Linked DNA regions of Mus musculus: all the other regions are linked to region 2. A link is a loop called in an ENCODE intact Hi-C map of the cell type or tissue named here. Cell type or tissue: left cerebral cortex. All regions are shown on one strand. Each heading gives the region's core, and the rest is flanking DNA. Links, peaks and the distances in the headings are about the cores only.

The links. A loop is a pair of places that touch in the nucleus more often than their neighbours do. Peaks named below come from ENCODE experiments on the same cell type or tissue, not always from the same donor. Only the 100,000 strongest peaks of a DNase experiment are listed, where the experiment ranks them.
Region 1: it touches region 2 in a loop (4-fold over the local background); 36 of 42 quality-filtered maps call a loop at or near these places.
Region 3: a loop joins it to region 2, with 3 times the contacts of the local background. A loop is called at or near these places in 11 of 42 quality-filtered maps.

The regions. Positions count from the first base shown.
Region 1 is chr14:61,493,115-61,503,055 of GRCm38, reverse strand. It overlaps 4930556J02Rik (RIKEN cDNA 4930556J02 gene), which reads right to left. Exons shown (of 3, transcript NR_045714.1): 2 at 9,657-9,907; 3 at 2,674-2,953. Among named protein-coding and RNA genes, the nearest start is that of 4930556J02Rik, 5.4 kb to the right of the region's middle. In left cerebral cortex, for the core only: a CTCF peak has its summit at 4,656 (motif pointing right); a DNase peak (open chromatin) is centred at 4,669.
Region 2 is chr14:61,326,547-61,336,487 of GRCm38, reverse strand. No RefSeq gene overlaps it. Among named protein-coding and RNA genes, the nearest start is that of Gm25716, 12 kb to the left of the region's middle. In left cerebral cortex, for the core only: a CTCF peak has its summit at 5,044 (motif pointing left); DNase peaks (open chromatin) are centred at 5,080 and 5,702; H3K4me3 peaks cover 202 bases; H3K27ac peaks cover 698 bases.
Region 3 is chr14:61,435,044-61,444,402 of GRCm38, reverse strand. It overlaps Kpna3 (karyopherin (importin) alpha 3), which reads left to right and starts at 4,456. Exons shown (of 17, transcript NM_008466.5): 1 at 4,456-4,680. The coding sequence starts at 4,612. In left cerebral cortex, for the core only: CTCF peaks have their summits at 4,110, 4,312 and 5,647; DNase peaks (open chromatin) are centred at 4,298, 4,849, 5,091 and 5,737; H3K4me3 peaks cover 2,036 bases; H3K27ac peaks cover 1,565 bases.

The sequences.
Region 1 (9,941 bases), core at 3,373-5,872, 170 kb before region 2:
GGTTTGGTGTGGTGTGGTGTGGTGTGGTTTGGTGTGGTGTGGTGTAGTGTGGTTTGGTTTGGTTTGGTTTGGTTTGGTTTGGTTTGGTGTGGTGTGGTTTTTTGAAGCTATAACAACTGGGATGTTTTAGTTGCTTTCTTTAATGTGCTAGTCATTGCATAGCAGGGCCCTGCACTTCATGCTTGTTACTTATCTCCGCCTCTTTTCTGAAAGTGTTCACTGTCTCTAAGGGTTTTCTGTGAGGTCTTTAGGGCCTTGTGAGGAGAATAACGTCACTGCTGATAGAGACACTTTGACGTCTTTCTCTATTATCTTCCTCCTGTTTATGTGCGTGCGTCTCTTGTCTTGGTGTTCAGCTGAGACCATGGTTTCAAGACAAGAAAGGAGGTAGCCATCCCTGTTTTGTTCTTGACTATACTGAAAATGCTTTGAGGCTTTTCTCTGCTTACTATAACGTTGGCTGTAGGCGTGTCATAATTAGCCTTTCTTATGTTGAGACATGTTCCTTCTATTCCGAGTTTCTTCAGGACTTTTATGATGAGAGGATGTTGGATTTTGTCAAAAGCTTTTTCCGTGCCTACCAAGATGGCCATCTGATTTCTATTCTTGAGGCCATTTGTGTAACTTATAACATTTATTGATTTATTGAACCATCCCTGTATCTCTCTGGGATGAAGCCAACTTGATTATGCTAAATGATCTTTTTGATGTAATCTTGAATTAGACTTGTATAATCCTTTCTTTAAATTGATAGCTAAGCCTTCCCCTAACAAGTACAAAGCTTTAATGTATACTCACGTCTTTGTATTTAATCTCCAGTGTACCCACTATTGCTATACAACTGACATGGATCCTCTTTTTTCTTTCAGATTTGCTATTCTAGGTCAAACCAATTTTGACGATATATTTGATCATCCCACTTCATACCCCCACCCTTAGTACAGTCTGTCATTCAAAACACTTCCCAATACAGCCTCTGTACAGTATGTGTTTAAGAACTTCCACATCTGGGGTATTTTGTATCATGCCCATGTTTTGAAAGTAAAAAAAGATATAAAGATAGAGGCTGGCGGTGCTAATTTCGTCTTTAATATTTTGAAAATCCGAATCAGTTGTTGTCTTAAATCAACACAACCTGGGAGCTGTGACAATGGATCAGCTGGTAAAGTGCCTGCCACGAGAGCACAAGTTCAGACTCTCAGAACCCACGGTAAAAAAAAAAAAAAAAAAAAAAAAAAAAAAAAAAACAGACATGGTGGTGAGTTCCTGCATATCCAGCCTTGGGGGTTGCACAGAGATAGGAAGATGCTGGCAGTTCCCTCATCAGCCAAACTATCTGAATAAGTAGTCTCCAGTTTCAGAGAGAGACATTGACTCAGAAAATAGATATAGAGCAAAGAGGAAACCCAACATCAACCTCTGACCTCTACACAGCCACACATGTGCGTGCACATATACTCAAATATATGTGCACACATGAATGCATACAAAAGTCCAACCTCATGAATGATCAGAGATGTGCAAATAAAGTACCTTGAGGTCCCCTCTCATTCAGTCAGCATGACAGTCATTAGGAAATGCAGGACAGATGCTGATAAAATGTAAACAGAAAGGAAGCCTTAGACACGGCCTCAGGCAACAGCCAAGCCATTGTGGAAATCATGGAAGTTCCCAAAAATCCAACCTATATGGTGCAGCCATGGCCAAAGATCTCAGAGTTAGCACTTCATGTACCGTCTCCTTGCATGCCAGTGTTGACTGCAGCACCATGCCTAACAGCTGGGCTCTGGAACCAACTGGTGCCCCACAACAGAGGAACTGATATAAAGTGAATGTGGAGAATGGAGTTACATTGTTTCAGGCAAGTGGGTACACCTGGAGGTCATCCTGTTACATGAATCCTAGCCCTTCTGAGGAACTCAAGTATGGAATGTGTCTTCTGGTTTGTAGTTCTTAGATTTTATGTCCGTATATAAAATCACATGCATATATGACACGGAAGTAGAAGGAAAACAAAAGGACACAGGGTGGGCACTATTGGGAGGAAGAGGGCAGAGAAGACAAGTGGGGAATACAGTCGCTGTATAATACAGGCAGGTGTGAAGGTGCTCTCACGTGGGGCAGTGCTGTGTACAATGAATAAATAATTACAGTTAAGAATCAGTTCCTGGCGGGCGATGGTGGCGCACGCCTTTAATCCCAGCACTTGGGAAGCAGAGGCAGGCGGATTTCTGAGTTCGAGGCCAGCCTGGTCTACAAAGTGAGTTCCAGGACAGCCAGGGCTACACAGAGAAACCCTGTCTTGAAGAAAAAAAACCAAAAACCAAAGAATCAGTTCCTATTGGTCTGACTTCTGTGCTCTTTTTGTCCTCTTCCCTTTCTCTTCTCAATCTTTCAGAATTTTCTCCTTTGGAATCTTAATTCCCCCCGCTTTGCATGCAGGCACATGGCACACGGGTAATCTCTGTACTTTGGAGACTGAGGTAGGGAGGTTGGTTGTGAATTTGAGGCCAGCCTGGGTGAAGGCGCCAGTCACCAAGCTTCAGAGCATAATCTGGAGCCACAGGACCCACATGGTGGAAGGAACAATCTGACCCCTGACCTCCCCACACTCACAGTGGCATCCAACCCCCCCCCCCAGATAAACCAATAAATAAACAAGCAGAGAATAGTCCTGGAGCAGATTATTCCTTGTTTCTTCTACAGCCTTTCTGATCTCTCACCGTTCTATAACAACAGAAATTTTTCTTCAAGAATTTCTCTTAATTTGAATTCTTCTAGTCTTTCTAGGAGGGTCATAGATGGGCGGGTAGGCAACAAAGGCAGATGTCAGCCAAGACACGAACTCACTGTTCCTTCTGCCTCACATAAAAGTAGGCTCAGAACCTCACTGTGTCTTGCTTACAAGGCATGCGACCCAAGAAGGCTGACAGCAGTGTTCTTCTCCCAAGGTCTGTGGATAAGGAGAAGAAATAATCAGACGATTGATCATCACCTCAAGCACAACCATCGAGTGTACAGTTGTGGAGCTGGTTTGATGTCCCTGTTCAGTTTTGCTGGAGTGTTATTGTTGTTGTTGTTGTTGTTGTTTTGAGACAGGGTCTCTCTCTCTCTGTAGCCTTATGTAAGTTGATGGTGAGTTACACATCCCTTGGTACTGGTTGTACAGTCTTCCCCTCCAGTGGATGCCAGGACATCTCTTCTGCCCTGAGCATCTTTTCCAGGCATCTCCTTGGCCATACTCCTCCCAACCCCTGCTGTTTCTTTCCATGCAGGTCTTTCCCCATTTGTCTTCTGTAAACACTTTTTTTCTGCTGAGTGTTGTCCTAAGTTCTCTGATTCTGACTAATGTAAGAACAGGTATGCTAGAATTTAAAAAAGGGGGGAAGGGTCCAGGGTGGTGGTACAATGCTTTTAATTCCAGAGCTGGGGGTGGGGCCAGAGGCAGATCTCTGTTAGTGTAAAGCCAGCTTGGTCTATATAGCAAGTTCCAGGCCTGGCAAGGCTCAACATAGAGAAAGCCTGTCTCAAAAAACAACAATGAAACCTGAAACAAAAAAGAAGTGTGTAGAACTGGATCCAGGTGTGGCACTCAAGACAGATGTGGTCTCCTTTCCTTGGTCTACATGACAGGAAGACATGTCTTCCTGGGTTGTGGAGGCCACTACACCACGAGATTCTTTTCTTTTTTTAATTAGGTATTTTCCTCATTTACATTTCCAATGCTATCCCAAAAGTCCCCCATATCCTCCCCATTACCCACCCACTTCCACTTTTTGGCTCTGGCGTTCCCCTGTACTGGGGCATATAAAGTTTGCAAGTCCAATGGGCCTCTCTTTCCAGTGATGGCCAACCAGGCCATCTTTTGATACATATGCAGCTAGAGTCAAGAGCTCCGGGGTACTGGTTAGTTCATAATGTTGTTCCACCTATAGGGTTGCAGATCCCTTTAGCTCCTTGGGTACTTTCTCTAGCTCCTCCATTGGGGGCCCTGTGATCCATCCAATAGCTGACTGTGAGCATCCACTTCTGTGTTGAGAGCAACTTTTCTAAACTGCTAGTTTTAATGTTGACTCCGGGTCACCAAACGAGGAACTTGTAACCACGAGTTGTCTTTGTTTGTTTTGTTTTTGTTTTTGAAACAGAGTCTCACTATGTAGCCCTGGGTGAAGCCTCTGTATGTAGACCAGCATGGCCTTGAACTCACATAGATACTCCTGCCTCCGATGTCTGGGGTTAAAGTCAAGCACCACCACACCTAGCACTGTTGGGCTGGAGAGATAGATTCAGCCTATAAAATAGTTGCCATGTAAGAGTATGAGGAGTGAGAACACTTTCAAAAGCTGGGTGAGGGGTTTCTCAGAGTCTCCTCGTGGAGACCTACACACAGTAGATTGGATACTCAGGAAATGTGGGCTAAACAAATAAGTTTTTTTTATTTTTTTTCAGGATAGCCAATGATGGTCAGTTCAGCAGCCTGAGGATCTGCGAATGGCGACAGGATCTTCGCTGCCCCCCCCCCCCAAAGGATGTCAAAGGCTTTACAGGATCTAAGTAGCCCCATTTTCCAAGCTGTTCACTAGCCTACGGTGCACTGAAACTTTCTAGTAGGCCTGGTCTAGGAAGCAGCCGGTTCCCGTGACCGGCCTCTAGGGGGCGCGCTAGCCCCAGCCCGCGCCTGCACTGTTATCTGTAGGGTGAAGCAATATAGTCACTGCCTCCAGTTTCTGCGCCCTCTGTTTCTAGAGCAGAAGGCTGTATCTTCTAAGTCCTGTTCTTCTTACCCAACGGAGTAAATGCAGGCTCATTTTAAGTAGTTGGCCTAGAGAGACACAGCTAGAGGGAATTAACCATCTGGTAGCTAAAGTGTGCAGCCTGCTGAGCAACCAAGCGGCTTTAGTCCAAGCTAAGCCAGAGCAGCCTCACCGGGTCACCTACGGGGCCAGACACAGTTCTCCTAAAGACCTAGAAAAACTACTTTATTGATTAAGTAATCCCAGGACCTCGTATATGCTAAACCCATAGTTTACCCCAACTCTCAAGAAAGGACTTTCAATATTCCCAACGTAAAGATATGACAAATGTTTCAGGTGACGGGCATGCTAACATGATCTGCCCAGTGCAGGCTTTTATCCAGCTATTACGACATTGTACTAGGCTGGGAAGACAGCTCAGAGAAAAGCGGCTTGCTGCCCACCTGCCGACCTGAGTTGTATCTTTAGAATCTTGACAGTGGAAGGAAAAAGGCTCCTATCAGTCCTCCTCTGCCACCGGCACACCACATCCACACAACAAATAAATGCAGCTTTAAAAAACCACACTGCCCCAGTACAGGGGAACGCTAGGGCCAAAAAGGGGGAGTGGGTGGGTAGGGGAGTGGGGGTGGGTGGCTATGGGGGACTTTTGGTATAGCATTGGAAATGTAAATGAGCTAAATACCTAATAAAAAATGGAAAATTAAAAAAAAATAAAAAAAATAAAAATAAAAAACCACACTGTTCAATTATATATCAATTAAAAATAAAAATTCAGGGGCTGGAGAGATGGCTCAGCAGTTAAAAGCACTGGCTGCTCTTCCAGAGCACCCAGGTTCAATGCCCAGCACCGTCGTGGCAGCTCACACGTGTTAGTTAATCTAGTTCCAGGGGATCTGATACCCTCACACAGACATACATGCAGGCAAAAAAACTAATGCGTGCAAAATAAAAAAAATCCTTAAAAAATTAAAATTAAAAATGCCAGTCATATCGACAACACGTCTTACGTAGTGCTCTATTGCTGTGAGGAAACACCATGACAAAGGCAACTTATAGGAGAAAGTATTTACTTAGAGAGAACTCCTAACAATTTCAGAGAGTTAGTCTATGACCACCAAGGCCAGGAGCTTGGAGGCAGACAGACAGGGTGCTGGAGCAGTAGCCGGGACCCCACATCTGATTCCCGAGTTTCAGGCAGAGAGAGAACATTAGGACTGCCCTGCTTTTCCGGTTTGTTTGTTTGTTTGTTTGTTTGTTTAAACCTAAAGCCCACCCCTCAGTGACACACATCCCCCAACAATGCCACATTTCCTATTCCTTTGCAAACAGTACCACTAGCTGGGGAGCAAGCATTCAAATAGATGAGCCTAAGAAGGCCATTCTCATTCAAACCACCACATCACTGGCAAAGTCTGCCTGTTTGCTGAGGAGTTAAAAGTTTTCCTCCAAGACCGGAGCTTCTGTCACTGAATTAGCTAGTATTCGGAGGCCAAGTAACATTTTCCACCTTCTCCTCCTCTTCTTCCTCCTCCTCCTCATTCCCTACCTCCACCCATACACCCCACCAACACATCAGAGTCAGGGTAACCTCACGTCGTGCTGTGGAGAGGTAGACCTACCTCCCTCTCCCCCCACCCCCAAGCTGCCACCAAGACCCAAAGCCCCGCAGAGTTTCCCTCACAGGGAGCAGCAGGCAGTGCTTATCAGGAATAGGCTTTGGTGGCCAGCCTGATCTACAGAGTGAGTTCCAGGACAGCCAGGGCTATACAGAGAAACCCTGTCTCGAAAAAACAAACAAACAAACAAACAAACAAACAAAAAGGAATAGGCTTTAAGGAGCACCGTGCTCATGCAGAGCCTGCCAATGCTTTTGGGGAACTTATGTGGTTTGCGGCAAGTTTTGCTGGTGGTGGTTTTGTTTTGTTTTGTGAGGTGAGGTGAGGTGAGGTGAGGTGAGGTGAGGTGAGGTGAGGTGAGGTGAGGTGAGGTGAGGTGAGGTGAGGGTACTGAAATAGGGTCTCACTAAGTAGCCTGAGCTGGCCTCAAACTCACAATGATCTTCCTGCCTCTTCTTCCCAAGTGCTAAGGTGACAGGTACGGGTCACCACACCCAGCTGTGTGAAGAGGTTCTGTGAAGAAGGATCAGAACACTTCTAACGGGGCAAGGGCTCAGGTCCTCTGAACAGGCCCAGTCCTGGGCCCCGGGGCAGAAGTGTTGAGCCTCTGCTTTGTAAAATCAAAATCACCCACTACTTTCTGGCTCTGCTGGTCTCTTGTCTCAAAGATCATCAGTTCTATCGCCTTGGAATGTCTCTACTATCTCTCCCGTCAGCAACAAAGTTTACAGACATAATGATGTTCATGTGCAAGTAGACTCTCCTGAGACTTCTGGGGGAGAGCCCCAGGGCTGGGCTAGCCTCTGAGCTCCCGTTGTATAGGGTAAGGGACAGACAGAGCTTCCTGCTTCTTAGGTCTTTTCAGGACCTATTCTCATAGCTTGTGGGAAGACGGCCCTCGCCAAAGGCTCAGTAAATATTAGTGTTGTGGAGGCTCAGGGTCTCTTGAAAGGTATTTGGAGATAAAACTGTGAAGGAGCAAAAATGTCTGAGAAGAGTTCTCAGGCCTTGGTCTAACTGGCTGGAGCCAGTCCTTAGCTTGGCAAGAGGTCTCCATGTCCTTGTCCCAGTTCTTAAGCTCTTTACTCTAAGCTGGGCATCCTAGCCTTGTCTGTCACAGTTGCTTGTGAAAGATCCTGGCAGAATGTAAAAGGACACAGAAGCCCTGAAATTGGCAAGATAGACGTCAGTGTTAGCAGAACTAGCTTCACTGATTTAGAAAAATAGAGGTGCACAATGCTCTGGCCACTCCTTGAACCTGTGTGTCTGCCAATGTTCTGACCAGGTGTGTGCCCATTGCTGCACCTTCATTAGACTCTTTCCTTGTACCCCTCCCATACCCATTTCTTGAGAATAGACATTGTTTAGATCTGGAAATCCCCTAATCTCCCCCTTCTCCTTTCCCCCCTGAGGGCCTATAAAAACTGGGAACTCTTTCCTCTCGAGGTCGACTCCTCTACCCCTGCGTGGGATATGAGTTGTCCCCAGAGCTCTGGCTTTCCCGAATAAAGCCTCATGTGGTTTGCAACAAGCTCGGTCTGTCGTGAGTTCTTGGGTGTCCGCTATTGTCCTGAGGCCTGAGCGAGGGGCTCCTCTCGGAGTCTTTCACTTGCAGGAGCAGAGACCACAGTATCAGCAGCAGATGACACCGAGTCAGGGGCTGTCCCTGCTGTCCCCTAGCTCTGTGCCTGTGGATAAACCCTCTGGCTCCTAAGTATTGTTCTCCTGATTGGGGAAATGAGGCCAGAGATCTCCCTCTGGGACTTGTGAGAGAGTAGCTATGGAACACCCGTGTGTGGTGTGTGAGAAAAATGCTGGGGTTTTCTTTTGTGAAAAGTATTACTTCACAAGAGGTACTTGTGGTTTTGTGGACACAGGGTCCAGTTAAGGGCGAGATCTCATCTGGCAAATTTCAAGTCGGACTGGAGAGAAGAATGCTTGGGAGGGCAATTCGCCTTTCTGCAGCAGTCGATTATAGCCAGCAGACAGCTATCAATGGGGGAAAAGCAGTTTTCCCTGGTCGGTGGTTTTTTTGTATTTTTATTTTATTTTATTTTATTTTTTATTTATTTATTTTTTAATGAGTTGGGGTTGGGATCCGGCTGCGTAGAATTTGTAATCTCAGCCTACCAAGGGCTGGAATTTCTCATATGCCTTGTCACCAGTGGGAAAGGAGTTTGAGACAGGAAGAGCTCTTAGACTGTCTCAAATACTGGCTGATTGAGGACAAAAGATGCCTCTGACTCTCTGTGGCTCATTTGACTCTGGAAGTATTTAAATCCCATTTTACCTTTATAAACTGCCATTTGCCTGTGGACCACATGGGTCTTCTCTCTATCCTAAGGCAGTCCCTCTAGGACAAATACTCCTGCCCCCTCTCCCTGTCCCCTTCTCTCTCATCTTCTATTTCCTGTTTGTCTCTTCTTCCCTGCCCTTTGCCCCTCCAGGGCAAATCCTTTAAGGTATGTGCTGAGAACTTGGTCTTAGAGGTCCTGGGCAGATCCTAACAGTTGGGTTTGTTTGTTTGTCTTGTTCTCAAAGCCCCTTGGGGTAGATTGGGAACATCCGTGTCTTTATTATTGTGTCCCACAGAGGCCAGTGCAGCTTTCCTACAGGAGCCCATCTTAGGCCTCAGCTGGGAGCCGTGGCAGGATGTGGTTCTGACCCAAGCCTCACTTTCCAGCTGACCTCTCGGCTCTGTGCCACAAACAGACTGAATCTTTGCCCTTACACTGCAGACCATCTGCCCCCTCTTCCTCCTGGCAATCTGTCTTCTCTCACTTCCTCAACCCCACTCCACCACCCTCACTTCGTTTTCTCCTCCTGAGAGACAGTTGCATCTACTCCCTCTCTGCTGCTCTAAGCCAGGGACCACTCCTGTTCTTAGACTTCAGCCTACAGCCAAATTCCTGGTGGAATTTATTAGAACATGGGTTCAGAACCTTATGCCTTTGGTTGCCAAGGCAGCAGGTCTGGCATAGGCCCAGAATGTGCTTTGCACTGAGGGTACACTTTGGTAGCTTCTAATCTAATTAGTGGATGCCACCAGATTAAGGACTTGCCACTCTCTTGGTGTTGCCACCATTTAGCGCCCTTGCCACTTTTCCTTGTTACATGATGTTCTGTGACAAAACTTTTCCTGGGAAGATGCAACACACGTGTCTACTCAGCTCAGGTGGGGAAACAATGATAACCAAAGTATGGATACTGCCTAATTCCATCTTGGTGGATCACTGAGTTTTAGTAGGGTTACTTGCAGGAGTGTGGGAAAGGAGTTACTTACAGGAGCGGAAATGAGCACACTGCACAGTCGGAGGCACCTAAACACGTTAGATCATATTCTTTCCCGATGACTCAGTTGATCTAAACCTTTCCAGGCAGCTGGGCTGGCTTTTGCTTCTTCCAAGCATCTGGTCTTGTCTCAGAATCTCCTTTGCTGCTTTTATTGCTTAGAGGAGGTCCAGTAAACTGGTCAGTTTGAAAGACTTCCTGGAGCTATTTTAAGTTGTTTGCCTTCCTGGTTGAGAATCTTCCCTGCAGGATAGAGTCAAAGGACTCAATTTTGGAG
Region 2 (9,941 bases), core at 3,650-6,149:
TTATGTTAACTTGACATAAGCCTAAGTCATTTGAAAGTAAGAAACCGCAATTGAGAAAAATGCCTCCATATGATGGGGGTCGGGGGCTATAGGCAAGCATGTAGGGCATTTTCTTTTCTTTTCTTTTTTTTTTTTTTGTTTTTTTTTGTTTTTTTTTGTTTTTTTTGTTTTTTTGAGACAGCGTTTCTCTGTATAGCCCTGGCTGTCCTGGAACTCACTTTGTAGACCAGGCTGGCCTCGAACTTAGAAATCCGCCTGCCTCTGCCTCCCAAATGCTGGGATTAAAGACGTGCACCACCACCACCCAGCATGTAGGGCATTTTCTTAATTAGTAACCGATGCAGGAGGGCCCAGAACATTGTGGGTGGTACCAACCTGGGGCTAGGGGTTAGGATTGTATAAGAAAGCAAGCTGAGCAAGCCACAGGGAGCAAGCCAGTAAGCAGCACCCCTCCATGGCTTCTGCATCAACTTCCTCCAGATTCCTGGCTTGTTTGGGTTGCTGTCCTGACTTCCTTTGGTGATGGACTATGATGTGGAAAGGTAAGCCAAAGAAACCCCTTCCTTCCCGCTTGCCTTTGGCCATGGTGTTTCACCTAGCGCATTCAAAGTCCTGGATTCGATCCTCCTTGACACACACCTCTCAGGAGGTTGAGGCAGGAAGATCAGAAAGTCACTCTCAGCTGCATAGACAGTTTGGGGCCAGTCTAGGATACACAAGACAGGAAGAAGGAGGAAGCAAGAAGGCTTGGCTTTTCCACCCCCACTTGCTATTATTAATACTCTAAACTTCTCTTGTAAACTCCTCCCATCCAGAAAGCATTGAGCAGATGTCTTCATACTTCATCTGAGAAGAGTCTGGGTGGCACCGTGACCTTGTATCTGTCTTGGCTCCACTAATCAATCCTCAGTGGTAATAATTAATACCTGGGCTGTAAAAGCAGTCTGCATGTTGAGGTGTGAGAATTATAAAACCTTGCTGAGAGACTGAAATGCAAAAAAAGGTTTATGATAATTGGTTGAATGTCGGCTTGCCACAGATTAGAGTCGCCGGAGTCTGGAACTGTCCTGGTTGCCTTATTGGTATGGGAAGACCCATCTCTAAATATGGGCATCACTTCCTGGCACAAGGAAGGTCACTGGCCTGGCTTGGCCTTCCGCACATGCTGGATGATAGACCCTACTGCTGTTGCCGAGTCTTCATGGATACCAGAACCAGCAGTTCCCGGCTTCTGTCATCGACTGAGCACCAGCGGCTCTCCAGGAATCCTGTAGGTGTGCAGGACCAGGTTGGATCTGCCAAGGCACCTAGCCTCAGGGACCGAGCATCACTATTGTAACACTAGCTGATTGACTAAATCATTTAATTCATGTAGACAATCGATGAACAGATTCACTGATTAATTTGCTTGGTTGATTCTTTTCTTCTAGAGAGCCCTAATACAAGGCTTGAAAAATAACCCCATGTGTTTTCTTATAACTTACAATTATAGCTGTGGTATAGTGGTGCATGCCTGCAGTTTCAGCTTCCTGGACGCAGACAAGAGTATCTCCAGAAGTTTGGGGTCAGCCTGTGCAACAGTGTGGAACATAGTTTCAAAAACAATGACAAAAATTATCATTAAAATACATGTGCCTGCTTTGGTTTTTTTTTTTAAATAAAAGCTCAAATTTGTCTCTAATGAGAAATAATGAATTAAAGAGAATAATTGTGCAAGGCCTCAAATAAGCATGCTAACTGCCATACTTCCCCAACTTTGAATGCCCTGAAGTAGTAGGCCTACCAGACATAGGTGGAAGAGGGTACTAGCATCTTCCACTCACTCTTACATGGAGAGTCTGCATCTCACCTGGATATCCCTGCAGACCCCAGACTTAGTACATTCCCCAGAATCATCATCTTTCCCCATAGGAAGCAGTCACACCCATTGGTTAATCCTTAGAAGTTAATAGTCTGATATATTATGCTTTGCTGTTGAATTTCCTTTAAAACTTGCTTTATTACACAGACTTGGCTGTAGTGGTAGGGTGCTGCCCTAGCGTGCCTGAAACCCTGGATTCAGCCCTAACCCCAAACTAAAATAGACAGAAGTGTAATGCTGAGAGGGGAAACTGGAAGAGCAAGAAGAAAACAATCTGGGTACTGGTGACCCATATCTGTGGTTTTAGCCACTCAAGAGGCTGAGGCAGCAGGATCGTTGGAGCCCAGTAGTTTGAGACCAGTTGGATAACATGGTAAGACCCTGTTTCAATGGAAGAAAGAAGGGGAGGGGCTGTAGAGAGGGTTCAACTGGTCAGAGAAGACCAGTATGACAAACTTGCTTTCAGCTTCCTAAAGATTTTTCTCTGTGTGTATTAACTTGACGAGTCTCTCTCCTTTTTCATTAGTTTTCCATTTTTCAAGCCACAGCTCTCCACATCCCACACAATATAATGGTGGGTAGTTTGAAAAGGCCTTCACTTTTGAGGAATCTGTGCCCATAGCAGAAGCTGGTTGGTTGTGGGGCAAGTGAACTGTGCCACCAGACACAAGAAGTGGTAAGGTTGAGTGACCTCAAACCCCATGAAGCTCAGAACTGAGGTGTGGAGCCAGGTCCTGCCAAACTCTACCTGCTTTGGAACATGTAAATGTCACCCCACTGAGAGGACCATGGCAGCCAGCCACGTAGCATTAAAAACCTGATGTTCTCCATGCTAATGAAGTCTCTAGATAGGCCCCTAGTGTTCAGCCAATGAGCTTCCCTTCCTGGACATTCCTTCCTGCAAAAGATATTTAATCCCTAGTTCACCCTGAGTAAGGCATATGCATTCATAGTCACCATCAAATAAAGCAGTTTGAACAAGCAAGGACTGTCCCTTCATCAAAGATCGCCATGGGGGGAGGCCTTTGGCATAAAGAACTGTGCTTAAATCTCCCAAGGAAGGCTTTCTCTTCTCTTCCAGCCCCTCCACACTCTGGGCACTCACTCGGAACCAAACCAGGTTCAGTCCCCATACAGGGCTCTGCCTTCCTCTTCCTGCTTGGTTCATGAAGGTCCTGAAGGGAAGTATGGACTGAGGATCCCCGTTCCAGACTCCCAGTGGTACAGCAGTGATGCCTGTGTACACAGGAGACGGGGAGCCACAGCAGCCATCCCAGACGCCTCTGCTTCCCACCCAGGAAAACATGGCTCCCCCCATTGCAAACTGTTTTGCCTCCCCTAAGTGGCATGCCAGCCGCTCTAGGCACCCCAGCAATGAGGCAGGATGCAGCCCAACAGTTGCTAGCAATCATCCTTGACTTTCGAAGCCAGTTTCCTCAGATGTTTGTGTGATTGGAGGAAGTAGACTGTTACTTGAAAGTATTAAATGGCCTCTTTCCAACTCTGGAAGAGAGGCTGCAGTGTGGCCATTGTGCTGCAGTTAGGTCCTGGTTCAATCCCTTCTCTCCCTGAAGCCGTACCTTGGCCACTTCTTGGAGCCTGTGTCTCTGTTACTTAAATGGCCCTGAGTGGGGTCTATAGTAATTTTTGTACACCCTTCCCAGGGCGTACTTGGAATTCTAGATTTGTGTGTAAAAGTCGTTTATCCGGAAGAAATCCGAGGGACACAGGGTGAGAGCACCCATGAATTAGGTCAAAGTCAACTTAAAAGTATACCTCCCAGCAAGGTGGTAACTAAGGCCGAGGCAGAGGAAGCTCCAGTCCAGAGCCAACTGGGCTACAATAACAGGACCATGCCTCCAAAACAGGAACATCAACAAAAACGTGGTCTTTCTACTCCAACAGCAAGGATTACACACAATATTAGATGCATCCCCAGGAACATAAAAGATCTGAAAGTCACTCAGTTGAAGGTGAGCTATGCACAAATAATAATAATAATAATGATGATGATGATGATGATGATCTGTGTTTCTTAGTCACTTTTCTCCCGGCATAACAGAACACCATGACCAAGGTAACTTATAAAGGAAGTTATAATATAGTTATATATAACTTATAGTTGGAGGCTCATGGTTCATGATCATCATGGTGGGAAACATAGTGGGAGGCAGGCAGGCAGGCAGGCAGGCAGGGATGGTGCTGGGGCAGTAGCTGAGAGCTTGCACCGTGGTCTATGTGAGGCAGAGAGAAGAAAGAACACACTGAGAATAGCCTGGACTTTTGAAAACTTAAAGGCAGTCAGTCCTCTTCCAACAAGCCCACATTCCTAATCCTTCAAACAGTTCCACCAACTGGGGACCAAGCATTCTCACGTGAGCCTAGGGGGGGCCACTCTCATTCAAACCACCACAAAGTAATTTCCAATCACGTGGATCTACTCATTACACTTGAGTAGCCCTTAACGTCATCACTTATCTTGTAGCTTATGCACTGCTCTGTTTTTATATTTTACTGATTGGACCGTGCAGCTGATTGACAGCAGTTTGTCTTTTTATTATTGTTTTTGGTTGGTTGGTTGGTTGGTTTGGTTTGGTTTTCCAGACAGGGCTTCTCTGTGTAGCCCTGGCTGTCCTGGAACCTACTCTATAGACCTGACTGGCCTTGAACTCAGGTATCTGCCTGTTTTTGCCTTTGGTATGCTGGGATTAATGGTATGTGCCACCACTGACTGGTGTGATAGCAGTTACCTGTAATAACATAGCTTTCTAGAAAACTCTCAGGGATCCCCAAATTTTCAAATATAATCTGCACTTGTCCCCACAACTGTCTTTGTTGATGAAACCTTTTGCTGAAAAGTCCATTAAAATTTAATTTGCCTCTCATTTCTTGCCTGTGGTCCTGTGTTAAGAATGAAAGTGAATTGACCTTTGACATTCTTGCCTGTGTTTTGGTTTAGAGGTGTGTGTGTGTGTGTGTGTGTGTGTGTGTGTGTGTGTGTGTGTGTGTGTGTGTGTAGCAAATTTCCTCCATGTGCCACTGTGTGCCCAGGTCAAGCAAGAGCTGTCTCCAGTAATTCTCTTCCCATCTAGGGAATAGCACACACCACAGATACATGAGTTCCTTGTTAACAGCGCCATCTGGTGGCCTCCGAATAACAAGACAGCGCAGTATGGCAACTTGTGGTTGTGCAGACCGTATTCTAATACAGTAAAGCAGTTGCTTCTTGTGGCCTCATCAGCTCCCTTTCCCTGGAGCCTCCTTCCCCAGCAGCCCTTTCCCAGACTGCCCCTCACCCACTCGGCACGTTGGCTCCAGAAAGTTCAAGCTGGTCCCGTTGGCTCTGGGCCCTTCTGCCTGTAGCCTCCTGGGCAGTAGGGAAAGCTGCTAGTAGCAGCCTGGGTGGAGAAACGTGAACTTAACCTCGTGGGTTTGTGCCCGGGGCCACCTTGAACCAGGCCTGGCTGGGATTCTAGTGCTAGAAGGCCCGTGATTTACTGTCTCCCTGGGCAGCAGGTGGCCAGGGTATTTTTAGCATCTGGAGTTTTTAGGGCAAGGCTGGGGGAGGGTAGAACAGTGAGCTCCGAGGACATCGGTTCTTTCAAGGTCTGAGTTCAAAAATCTCCAGACAATGGGCCCTTCCCCTAACACTCTTGGGTTTGGGTGTAGGGTGTCCATGATAAAAGCCACGCACGCCGCCGCCGTTCATTTGCCTTTTCCATTTGTTAGGCAGTAAGTGGAAGAGAGAATGGAGTGGATTTGGGATGCCAACTTGGCAGGCATTCAAGGAAAGCCTGACTGTTGTTAGTGCCCAGCGCAGATCTGTCCCTCTTCAAAGCACTTCTGTTCGCTGTATTGTCCAGCCCTCATTAATCCCATGAACCCCAAAGACGATTATCATATTCTACCAAAGAACTTGGCAAGGAAAGCTGAGAGGTCTGCCTGGTGCCATGGGTACGGGAGGGAGGATCTGCGGCTACACTGCCACAGAGCTAGATCCTAGCTGTGTGCTCAGTGAGACTGGATTGGAACCGCTCGCTCTGCAAGAGGATTGGAACCGCTCGCTCTGCAAGAGGCGTGCTCCCCTGCCTCTTAGCTTTCTCCGGAATGGTTGGTACAGCGCTTAACATGTGCTCCTGTGAGACTGAGCACGTTAAAAACCCTCCTTAGACTGGCTTTCCTGCTTCAGCTCAAGCAGTTATTTATGGAACAGGCCCTGAGTGTATTCTATCATCATTGTCTTCCAGAGAGGGGGACATCTCAGAACAACCATAAAGGGGTGAGGGGTCAGCGACTCTCTGTTCCAGCCAGGAGAGGACCAGGGGATAGTCCTAAATCCAGGAGAGAGAATCCTCAATTATGTGAGCCCCCTTCCCCTTGCCTGACCCTCTGGGTCCCTGCATTGCCCCCAGCTGGGTTCCCCCAACATAACCATACCTGAAGAATAACCACAAGTGACATCATTCATGGAAACTGGTGGTGATGGGACCAAGAGGGGACCCACCTCCCAGAGACTTTATGGGGTTCTGGCCCAGGGGAGTCACCTTCATCATCACTTCTGTGGGCACCAAGAGGCAGAAGCTAGGCCCAGGCAGGCACTTCCCACTCCTGCTGTGTAGCCCTGAAGTATAGACACACCAGCAAGACTGAGAAACTTCTGTGCCCTCCAAGGCACTCAAAGCTGAATGCACAGAACCCAGAGTCGAACACAGATGGGCCGGACATGTTTGTTAAGTTAAGAATTGAAACCCAGAGCCAGGCGTGGTGGCACACGCCTTTAATCCCAGCACTCGGGAGGCAGAGTCAGGTGGATTTCTGAGTTCGAGGCCAGCCTGGTCTACAAAGTGAGTTCCAGGACAGCCGGGGCTATACAGAGAAACCCTGTCTCAAAAAACCAAACCAAACCAAAAAAAAAAAAAAAAAAAGAGAGAGAGAGAGAGAGAGAGACTTGAAACCCAGGACTCAGTGGTAATCAAGAGGGACTCCAGAAAGCCCTGCAGGTTACAGACACTTATTTGACACCCTCCCTTCCTCCCAGAAGTGAATGAGCCCAGGGTTGAAGACAAGGGCATTTCTCAAAGAAGTTCCAGATGACAGCCAATGTATCCCAGCTGATAGCAACCTGTTGGCAAAATGCCATATAGTATAGGTAGTGCTTATGAAACAGCGGGCCTGATCCTGAAAGAGTTTACCTCTTCCTGCTCAGACCATAGGGAGAAAGCACGAGCCTGTGATCATGTGTTGAAGGCCCTGAAGGGTCCCATTGACTACCTTGCTCACTTTGTGTTCTCTACAAAATACCTGGGTGGCTTCTACATTTCTATCCAACGGATACACTCCAAAATAGCCAACGGACAAAGATCTTGAGTTCTTATGCCAGGGTAGGAAAATAAGGTTGAGGGGAAATATAAAGGGATGAGGATAAGGTTTTTTTTTGTTTTGTTTTGTTTTGTTTGCTTGTTTGTTTTTTGTTTTTCGAGACAAGGTTTCTCTGTGTAGCCCTGGCTGTCCTGGAACTCACTCTGTAGACCAGGCTTGGCCTCAAACTCAGAAATCTGCCTGCCTCTGCCTCCCAAGTGCTGGTATCAAAGGCATGCGCCACCACTGCCCGGCGAGGATAAGGTTTTAATTGTGGGATAATCAATAGGACAGTGAATTTTAGTAACATGGAGTGAAAGCATGCTGAGTTCACAGGGCTAGGACAGAAGTTGCTGGAACCCATTGGTGGAAAGCCAGCAGCCCTTCAGAGAGGGCCATGTTAGAGAGCAGAAAATGTGAACAGGGAAATCTGGGGGTCAGGCTGAGAGATGCTCAGCATTAGGAGAACACGCGGCTTTGGTTAAGCCACTTTCTGTGGGTGTGCTGAGGATCCACGAACACGTTCCCATGCTTCTGGGACAGGCACTTTACCCACTGAGCCATCTTGCCAGCCCCCTTTGGTAGCTTCTTTGAGGAGTCTGTCCTTTGAGGAGTCAGACAAGTGGGACTTCCCGCAACTGGATGGAGAAGTGTCAGTCCCAGGAAACCCCACTAGAGGCCCACAGAACCTGAAGGGAAAGCCCTGAAGGAAGGGAGTGGGAGACAGGCGCTTCATACCCCACACCGGCTCCTTTACAGCCATCCCCATCATTTCCAGGCTGGTGGAGGGCTCTGTGGGTTTAATCTTGGTTTGGGGTGGGTCTGTGAGCATCACAGTTCTGTGAGGTCTCTGGACCCCACCTCCCTGCTGGATGGCTGCGGATTTCACAGCCAGCTGTCTCTCTTTGTAGTCCTATACGATTCCCCTCATCTTGTCTCAAACCTCACAGTATTTGTTGGCGTTGAAGCCTGAATTAGACCCCAGCAGCTGGAGAGAGTGTTCGTGATTGGTGGTGAAGGCATCAGAATACAGATCTGGGGATGCAGCACCGAGGCTGGCAGAGCGCTTGCTCAGCACCGGAACTAAACAGTAGATTCCTTTCCTGCTAATGCCAGTCACCACGCCTCCGCTAGACAGTGCTGTCAGCTCTCCGGCGCAGTGTTCTGCTCGCTATGGAGTCTTGTGCGCATGCTCAACACTGCATCCTGTCCACCCCTGACTGCCAAGTCTTTCGGTGTCTATTTCCATCCTCCTATCAAAGGCTCTGATGGGTCCTGCAGTGGGGAAAAAAATCTTGCTAGAGCCTGGAACCTGCCTCCCAGTCACCCACATCCGTCAGGGCTGCTTTACAGGTTACACGGAACCAGGACACTGGCACCTCATGAGGGTGTCACCTGCTTTGACTTGTGGCTGCCCTCTACCCCAGATGGACTGACTCCTGCTGACATGGAACTTGAGCCCATCTCTTCCTGAGCCAGCCCAGTCTGGCCCGTCTGCTCAGCCTGTACCCACTCCACACCCCACACCGGCTGCCATTCAGTCCCCACTGGTTTGCTATGGCTGCAGGGAATCAGAGTCCCTTAAATGTCCACATTTACAGCCATCATCACTGTCACTCCGCAGAGGGATGCCCTGAGGCCCTGCTCACCTTACAGCTGAGGATCCCCCTCCCCCTCCCCTCCCATCCCCCACCCCCTGCACTGTGGCTCCTAGCTTGTTACTTGGAAGAACAAGAGTTAACTCTCATCCCTCCTGTAACAGACACTTTCTTTTTCCCCTTCTCCCAAAATAGGCATCTGGTTAAATGAGTACTTAGTGTTTATGTTCTTAGGACTATGCAAATGTTGTTTACAACTGAGCTATTTAGGGTAGTGGGGTTACATTTCTCTTTAGTACAGTCCCCCCCCCCCCAGGTTATAATTTCTCTCTTTTTTCCTGCTTAGTTTTCTACCTACTTATCAATAATGCCACTCCAAACTCTATTAAAACTGAAACCTTGGGGCTGGTGAGATGGCTCAGCGGGTAAATCCTAGCAACCGCGTGGTGACTCACAACTACTCATAATGAGATCTGACGCCCTCTTCTGGTGCGTCTGAAGACAGCTACAGTGATAATAATGAGCGAGTGAGGCCAACCTGAGAGAGCAGAGGTCCTAAATTCAATTCCCAACAACCAGATGAAGGCTCACAACTATCTGTACAGCTACAGTGTGTACTCATATACATAAAATAAATAAATCTTAAAAAACTAAATACCTGAAACCTTGGACGGAGGGAGGAGGCACTTTGGGGAAATGTCACCTGAGTTAGTTGCTCGCTCTGACTTACAACCGTATCTCTTGGGATACTGAGGCGGCAGGTGCTATAGAATGGGGAGGGCTGGGGAGACAGCTGGCTCTGTGGTTAGAGCTCTGGCTACTCATCTCACTCAGTATCCAGGTTCGGTTCCCAGCACCCACATGACAGCTCACAACTCCAGTCCCACAGGGCCTGGTGCTCTCTTGTAGCCTCTGTGGGTACAAGTCATGTGTGTATAAGTCCATACATTCAAGCAAATACACATTTTAAGATACTTTTAAAAAAAAGCCAAACTGAAAATTTTACAGGTATAAGTAAGTAAGTCGGTGTTTGATAGGCTAGAAGCCTTTGAGGAGACATTAGTCCTCCTGTTTGCATCCACACTGTACTTCGGGGCTCCAAGTAGGAGTGTTCTGGAGATGCA
Region 3 (9,359 bases), core at 3,290-5,789, 110 kb before region 2:
AGGAGCAAGCAAGAGCAAGCCATGAGGAGCAAGCAAGCAAGTAAGCAGCTCCCCTGCATGCCCTCCTGCCTCTGGGTTCTTGTCCTGTTTGAGTTCTTGTCCTGGCATCCTTCAATGATGGATTGCAATATGGAAGCACGCACGAATAATCCTTTTCCTCGCCAGCTTGCTTTGGTTATGGTGTTTCATCACAGCAAAAGTAACCCTAACCAAGACATTGTCTTTGATGGTATAAGAAAATCCTTGAAGCTCCGCATGGTGGCACAATTTTAATCTCAGCACTAGGGAGACAATTCTTCAATCACGGTATCTTCATCTCAGGTGACTCTAGGTATGGCAAACTAGCAATAAAAACTAACCTGGATGGCATATGTCCTCTTGCTGCTCTCTTGATCTTTCCTTTCTTCCACAACAGTTTTGTGTCCTGGGTTTGGGGAGAAAATCCTGTCGACTTGAATATGAAAATGCACAAAAAGAGTAGCCGCGTCATCCCTCGGGGGATGGCAGGCCACCGATGAGTGACTTTAGTCGCTCTGTGAGCTTCATAGCAGGAGCTTTAGGTCACTCAGCACTTGCCCTGCTTGTTTGAGGGCGGAGGCTGTCATAGGGGTTGATTAAAGGATCTGCCCTTCTTGTGCCGCTGGCTGCTGGCATTCCTAACTAGAGTGCACTCTTCTTCCGGGGCTGCTCATTGAACACTTGCTCCACAATGCTCCCCCCCCCCCCCCCGCCTCAGCTTTTGATGCTGATCTGAAGGAATGCCTAAGTTGAAGTAGAACTTACATGGGTTTTATTTCTGAGCTGAACTGGGGGACAGTGGCATGAGTTTTGCCTCAGTGCTCTGAAGAATCAAATCTAGACAGCTGACAGATTCCCTCTTGTGTGAGTACAGACATTGCCAAACATGTTCCAGAATTAAATGTCAGGAATGATTTGGGAATCAAGAATCTTCAGGGTCAATTAATGGGCGTAAGCTTGGAATCTTGTCTCTCTGAGACAATTCATTTTTCTCTGATAGAAGAAATAAAAATATGTAGATATTAAATTATCATTCAATTTTAATTAACTCATTATTATTCTTAGCCTGACTCCAGACTCATTATCCTCCGGTCTCCACAACCAAAAAGCTAAAATTGCAGACCTGTACCACTATGCCCAATTTGTATGACATTTTAAACTTAGTGTGTTCCGTCCAGTAGGGTCTGCAGAGTACTGAGGGTCTGAAGATAAAGTTCAGGTCTAATTTGAATCTCAAAAGTTTAAAAAAGAGCCTGGCGTGGTGGTGCACGCCTTTAATCCCAGCTCTTGGGAGGCAGAGGCAGGTGGATTTCTGAGTTAGAGGCTAGCCTGGTCTACAGAGTAAGTTCCAGGTCAGCCAGGGCTATACAGAGAAACCCTGTCTTGAAAAACCAAAAAAAAAAAAAAAAAAAAAAAAAAGTTTTAAAAAGAATACCTTTTCTTTATATCTTCTTTAACAAGTTCACACATACAAACAATGTATCTTTATTGTAGCAACCTCCACCTCTCCCCTCTTACTCTCTCTGCAAGGACTCCAACACCTAACCCTGCTTTCTCTCTCTCTCTCTCTCTCTCTCTCTCTCTCTCTCCCTCTCCCCCTCTCTTGCTCCCCCCCTCTTCTTCCTCTTCCTCTCTTTAAAAAATCCATTTAATCCAATCAGCGCAGAAATAGCTATACAAATGTGTTCTTAATGAAATAAAACAGAAGCAGACATGGGAAGCAGAGAAACTGGGAAACACAGGAGCTAGGCGGCTGCTCTTCTGCCCCTTTCCCTCCTGGGACTCCCAGACAGTGAGATGCCATCTTCAGTTCAAGATGTGTCTTCCCTTCTCTGTACAGATCCTCACAGACACACTCAGAGGTGTGCCTTACGGATTTTCTAGGTGTTCTAAGTCCAGGCTAGTTGACAGTGAAGATTAAATGCCCACAGGGGACATTGTTCTCAGGCTGCTGACTGGGCCAGAATCCAGGTCTACACGGTGGCATTCTGAAACAGAACTTTAAGAAGTCAGGAAACTTAAATTTAAACCCTTTACAAGGAGGTACATTTGTCCGTCTGGAGTCACATTTTTATTCAAGTTTGTTAGCTTGTTCCATAGATTTTAAGTACTTCAACATGACTTTCGTTTGCTATCTTGCTTGGGGACTCACAAACATTAGAAGCCTGCACAGTTGGCATGTCAGAAAGGTCATCTTGCATAAGCCCTGAGATTCTTTCTCAAGCCTGCCACCCTTTTGGACTCATTACTCGTCTTTATCACTAGTTTCTTTTGGGAAAGAAGTGGGATGGAGGCAGCATCCATGCTGTTCTGTTTACCTGGGAATTCTAGCATTAGTGGGATGTCTTGAACTTAGGAAGCACTCGCTGAAAGGTCCTACTTGTGTGATGCTATGCTAAGAGAAGTGGCAGAGAGGATCAGGTGAGCCAACAAAGGAATACCTGCCAAATTATAATCGAAGTGGAGCAACAGCGAACATTTTTCTTTTAGTCAAGCAAGGCAATTAAGAGTGGCAAACAAAAAGTTCCACCACTGAACACTGAGCCATTATCCTTATGCCAAGTGACAGGTGAGGTTTTTTATGTACTTTTTTGTTTTGTTTTGTCTCCTTCAAATGAGTGGTCAGACCAGAATCACTGAGGGCTTGAAGTCCAGTGAAAAATGTGGACGAATTTTATTTTAAGAATGAAAGAAAAAGAAAGGAAAAGGGGGTGTGGTGTGGTGGGGTTGAAGTGGGTAAGGAGTACAATTAAAATAGTTAAAACAAACAAACAAACAAACAAAAAATAAAATAAAATACGGAGACTAAAATGCAGGTTTATGTTTTTTTTTTTTTGTTTTCGTTTTTTTTTTTCCCCGAGAAAACACTTCTGGCATTAGTAGACCATACTCCAGTAGGGCAAACATGGTCTAAATCCTTTTCTGTACTTATCAATTGACCATAACCAGCCACTCACAAAACACATTTGGGTGATAGCTTGGTCTTTCAGCTGCCAGCTCTTGACTTTCAGGTTCCTCTTCTTCTGAAGATTGTCTTAACTGAGTTCTTTATGGTATATTTCTACCAAACTCTGACCTGGCTTATTTTGATCGTATGTAGCATAACACTTCACATAAGCTTATATTGGCAGAAGATTCTTGTGGTGGTTTGAATAGGAATGGCCTCCTAGCCTCATGTGTTTGATTGCTTGGCCCATAGGGAGTGGCAGTATTAGGAGGAAATATGACACTATGGGGTGGGCATTGGGTCTCCTATGCTCAAGCTAGGTCCCTCCTGGGGCACAGTCCCTTTCTGCTGCCTGCGGACCAAGATGTAGAACTCGCAGCTCCTTCTCTAGCACTGTCTGCCTGCATACCTCCAAGCTTCCTGCCATGATGATAATAGACTGAACCTCTGAACTGTAAACCAGCTCCAATGAAATGTTTTCCTTTATAAGAGTTGCCATGATCATGGTGTCTCTTTACAGCAATAGAAACCCTAATTAAGACAATTCTGAAATGTAATAGTCTCAGATAATAATCAAATAAAGTCCACCTGCTGTAAAAACAAAAGCAAAACAAAAAACAAAACAACCAACCAACCCAAATCAACCAAAACCTGTTATTGTTCCAATGAGAAGCTAAAGGGAGATGGCAGTCTGGAGTCTGCAGCCCTAGGGTCTGATTAACTGCCTGAAGGTTACATTGTGTGTTAAGGTGGACTAAGGCATGGGGTCATAGAAAGGTAGGGCTGCCAAAGTGAAGGCTGCACAAGGATGCTTGGAGAAATCAGGGGATACTAGAACACATTTTCTTTTTTAATGAGAATTTACTAGTTACTGTTTTGATCTGACAGATTTTTGAGACCAACAATGTCTCTGTTCTCATTGAGTTTAATAGAGGTGCAAGAAGCAAGCATAAACACACACATCACACTCACATGTATTTGTGGAGTGGAAACAAGCGTGCTATTTATAAAACCGAAGCAGAGCAAAAGAACAGGGTTTGAGGGTGGCTGCTATTTGAGGAGACCCTAAAGAAGCCAAAAGCGCAAAGCACGCGTGGCCGTTCTTTTTCTAATTTTCCAAGCTGTAGGGAGCAAGGTGCGCCCCCGAAGCTCCGCCTCTCTCTCCCGATAGGCCGCAAGGTGCCATCTCCAGAGTTTCCCCGCCCACCACCCCGCCCAGAGGTGGGGCTTCGAGCCCGCGCTCAGAGAGCGCCGAGCCGAAAGCGCGCGCACAGCCCTCCCGGCATGCTTCTCGTCCTCTCACGGCGTGGCTCAGACCCGCGCCTGGCATGCTGGGAACTGTAGTTTCCGCCCTCCGCCCCGCTTCAGCGGTGGCGGTAAAAGCGACTAGGTCGGGCTCCATTTCTAGCACATGACTAGCGGCTGTGGGGAGGCCCTACGAAGGGGTGAGGGCAGGGTCACCGCGACAGCCGGCAGGCCAGCGCCCTGGCCTTCTCCGGCGCGCGCCTCTCCTCAGCGCCGCCCCCGCGCCGCGGCCACCTCGCGCTCCAGGCGTCACGGAGCGCGCGCTCCTCCCCCTTCGTCCCCTCCCGCTCGACTCGCCGCCGCCGCCGCAGGAGCAGACGCCTCCGGAGCCGCGCGCAGCCATGGCCGAGAACCCCGGCTTGGAGAACCACCGCATCAAGAGCTTCAAGAACAAGGGCCGCGATGTGGAGGCGAGTGTGCTCCGGGGCCGGCCGGGCCGGGCGGCTGGGAGGGGAGGGGCGGGGGCCGCGGCCGCTGGCTCTCGCCGGCTGGCGGTCAGTCGGAGTTGGCCGCCGCCTCGGGGCGCCGCGGCCCGGGCAGCAGCCGCCCTCTGAGCGACTAGCGCGGCACCTGGGACCACTGAGCGCTCGGCCCCGCTGCGCGGGCGCGGCCTGGCGTCGGAGGGGAAGGGATGTGGAGCCGAGGCGGGGTCCGCGGGCCGCGCGGGAGGACGGACCGGGATGCTGCCGGCCCGCGTGCCACCCGCACCGCCGGGGCCGGGCCGCGCCGCCGCTCGTGTCCGCAGCCGGTGCAGCCTCCCGCGCTGCCGCACATGGAGCCTCGGTCCCCGCGCTTACCTTGTGCGAGCCGGGCCCAGGCGGGCGGTGGCAGCCCTCAGAGGGGGGTGGGGACCAGCCGGGTAACTGACTTGTTTGAGGGTGGTGGATGGGGGAGGGTAGGATGCGCCAAGACCATTTTCTTATATTCCAGTGCGGTCCTTTGGACCAGTCTTCCCGAGCTGTTGCAGCTCATACCCCTGTGACTGCTGGCATTTAGAGCGAGCTAAAGGTGGACAATAGTTTACCATCTATTGTGTTGAAGCTTTGGGAAGGAGGTTGTGCAGACCTCTGATCTTGGGTTTTTTTTTTTGTTTGTTTGTTGTGTTTTGTTTTTTGTTTTTTTAAAGCTCGTCTTGGAGTCGAAGTGTGAATAATAGGAAAATAATTTCTTTCACCTGTTTTGCAGAAATAAATTGGATACATAAGATTCCTACGTCCTTGTATATACCACATGCCACCAAGCTAGTAGATTTTCCAAGTGGTTGCAAAACTGTAAACATTCATTGTGGTCACTCAGTTTGCTGCTACTCAGCATGTTGCCATTGTCTCATTAAGGTGACATTAGCAGCTACTATTTGCAAACTCTGCTTATTGAGGTAGCGCTAGAGGTCTCACTGCTCCTACTAAAACCAATGAAGTGTAATAGCACAAACTTCACTGGGACCCAACCTCTGGATTTGATGGGGGAAATAGTTTTAAGCCCATCCCCTTTTCTCTATTCTAATAGTAGGGAATATGATTTGTATAGTCCAATAGTTTTTGGTAAGAGGCTAGTTAGTAAATACAGGGTTTGGTTTGGCTAAGAAGCAGAGGAAGCTGGGCCATTTTTCAGGGCTACACAGTTAAGTGTGAATTGGAAAAAACCTGGGGGAATATCTGTGGAATTCCCACTTGAGTGAGACTATAGGCCTTCCATCTCTGTCCTGATCACGTGTAAGTTTCTTTTTGAAAATTACTTCCAAACAAAAGTGAAACCTAGCAAATGGAACAGCCATCAGTCTTTTTTTTTTTTTTTTTTTTGATAAGACTTAGTTTTGATCTCTTTTTACCAGTAATTTTTCTGTGTGTGTGTGTAGTCTCATCTCTCTTGCCTTTTGTTTGTTTTCTTTTTGAGACAGGGCCTTACTGCATGGCAGGCTGGTTAAGCACAGAGAATAAATCCTGCCTTGATCTCCCAAGTGCTGGGATTACAGGCATGGGCCACCACACCCTGGCCCACCAGTAATTTTTCTTGAGGCTTTTATTACTGTAAGCAAAAACTTGAATAGTTTATGTGGATACCGGTATTGCTTGTATATTCTTCCCTTCCTGAATGTTGGTGTAAGTTTTTGTCATGATTCACTTGAGTATTGTGTCCTGTTTGTTTACTGATACCTATAAGAACTTCTGCATGTAATAGACCCACAGCAGATAGTTGCTGCTTAGTAGAAGGTAACAAGTGGCTTGTGAATACAGGAAAAAGACAGTAGAGTTGCCAAGCCATTCTGTTTGATTTTATTGACAGCATTTCATTTCCAAGTCAGTACAACTAGGACATGAAATAGGCATTCAAATGGTCATTCTTTGTGGCAGACACAAAGAACTAAATATTGGTTTGCTATACCAAGAGTTTGATGCCTCATTTAATCCTTATGAGTTAAATGTGGCACTGTCCTTTACAAGAGAAAAAAATACTTTGATACAGAATTGCCATATTTCTGTAATGTGCTGGTCACATATGAGCATTCATTTGCCAAGTGACTGCTACAAGGAAAATAAGGCAGCATTCTCCTGAAGGCTGTGAGTAGAATGAGGGTTGCAGAGAGAGAGAGAGACCACTAAGATGTTCTGTTAAGAGTAACTTCATATGAGGGCTTTGAGTACAGAATGAAGCAGTGGATCTTACAGGAAGTATGCATCAAACTTGAGATGGACAGAAATACAGTCACAGGTGCGACAGAGGCATGATTACGTGAGGGGTGAATCTGAGTCTTCTAGATGGCCTCTGTCGGTCTGAGAATATGTATGCTGCGGCAAAGTGTCTCGGAAGGTTTTGCTTAGTAGGGGTATCTAAGAAATGTATTCAGAGCAAAGAGTGAGATGGTGTTCTGAGTAAACCATGGAAAAGGGTAAAGACAGAATGTATGGAGTTGGCCTGGTTGGATAGTGTTGCAAGAAGTGTTGTCTGTAAGAAGGGATTTTCCCAAAAATTAAGACTGGACATAATGGTTATAACTTGACTTAATGACTCTTCTCATCTCTTTTGCTCGTCCTCTTAATCCTCCTTCCTTCCTCATTTTTTTTTTTTTTTTTTTTTTTTTGTGTGTAAAGTTCACAGATGATAAAGTGAGCCTGCATGCACAGGTAGGAGTGGAGGAGCTAAATTATCATTGATAGTGATTGAAGCTTGGGTAAGGGAACCGGATTTTTATAGCCAACCTAGAAAGACAAGTGAAGAAGAAATGGGACTGATTTTTGTATCTCTGTACTAGACATTTTTCATGTAAGGCATTGATCCTGAAGCTTTTTCAAAAAGAAAGTTGCTTTTTTTTTTTTTTTTTTTTCTTTTTTGGTATAGAAATATTCTGCCTAGTGAATGATTCTAAAACAGACATTCAGGAAGCTGGAACCCAAGGTAACCTTGTCTTGCTTATGCACGTGGGTGTGCATAAACCTCAAGAATATGACTTTTTGTTTGTTTGTTTTTTCGGGACAGGGTTTTTTGTGTGGCCTTGGCTGTCCTGGAAGTCACTCTGTATGTAGCCCAGGCTAGCCTCTCTCACAGAGATCTGCTGGGATGAAAAGTGTGTGCCACCACTACCTAGCTAACTTTTTGTTTATTCATCCTTTTTTTTTTGGTGCATGTGGCACAGTATACTTAGGGAAGTCAGAGGACAGCTTACAGGAGTTGGTTGTTTCCTTTCTTGGGTAGGGGTCAAACTTAGGTTGCCAGGCTTGGTGGCAAGTGCGTTTACCCACTGAGCTATTTGGATGGCCTGGATAGGGCATATTTGTCAATAATTAATAACAACTAAGTAAAAAACTGTTCGTTTGAATGGGAATGACCCCCATAGACTTGTACATTTGAGTGGTTGCCCCCAGTTGGTGGAACTGTAGGAGGACTTGGAGGTGAGGCCTTGCTGGAGGAAGTTTGTAATTGTGTCACTGGGGTTGGGCTTTGAGGTTTAAAAGCCTGCACCAGGCCTAGTTACATTTTCTGCTTGCATTTTGTGAACTAGATGTGAGCTCTCAGCTACTATTATAGTGGTCGGCCAGCCTGCCTCTCTGTCTCTGCACTCTGGGCCATGATGATCATGATCTAGCCCTGAAACTGTAAGCAAGTCCCCAATTAAAAGCTTCCTTCTATAAATTGCTTTAGTCATGATGTTTCCTCACAGCAATAGAACAGCACATAAGAAACCTTCATACTTACTGAGTGTGTATGATGTTAAGTACTTATATGGATTATTTATTTGGCCACAGCCATCCTATGAAAGTAGGCACTATTACAATTCCCATTTTCAGGAGGAAACCTGAGGCCTACAACTCTTCAGTACCCCTGAATCACAACACAGTAGGGGACTGAGCCTGGACTTACATCAGAACACTATGACTCTAAACCAGAGAGAGCTCTCTTGCTCATTCTTCTCTCTTCCATGAGGGAAGCCATGGCTAGGCGTAAGTGAGGGTTAGTGAGCCAGGAAAGCAGCCAGGAAATGTTTACTGTGCCATATAATTCCCATTTTGGAGCTTTAAAATATTAATAATATATTTTATACAATATATTTGCCCTTTTTTTACTTGAAAGGTTTTATTCTTATTAGCAGAGAGTTTATTTTTTAAAACAAAACAAAAACATTTGAATTCTTGGTTTACCAATTCTGGAACATTTATCCTTTAGATTTAGTACCAAGGATAAAACACATTTTCTTTTACAATTGATTAGCATTTCCAAGATTGTTTCTTTCCCTCTGGACATTCTATTGTATTGGTAAATGGTTCTCCATGATTTCCTATACACAATTCTCTTATATACCCTGGCTGTCCTTTGAGTTGGGCTTACTCTTGTAAACTCTTCACTCAGACTCCTTCAGATGCCCCTCAACAAAGGAATGGATACAGAAAATGTGGTACATTTACACAATGGAGTACTACTCAGCTATTAAAAAGAATGAATTTATGAAATTCCTAAGCAAATGGATGGACCTGGAGGGCATCATCCTGAGTGAGGTAACCCAATCACAAAGGAACTCACACAATATGTACTCACTGATAAGTGGATACTAGCCCAAAACTTAGTATACCTAAGATATAAGATACAATTTGCCAAA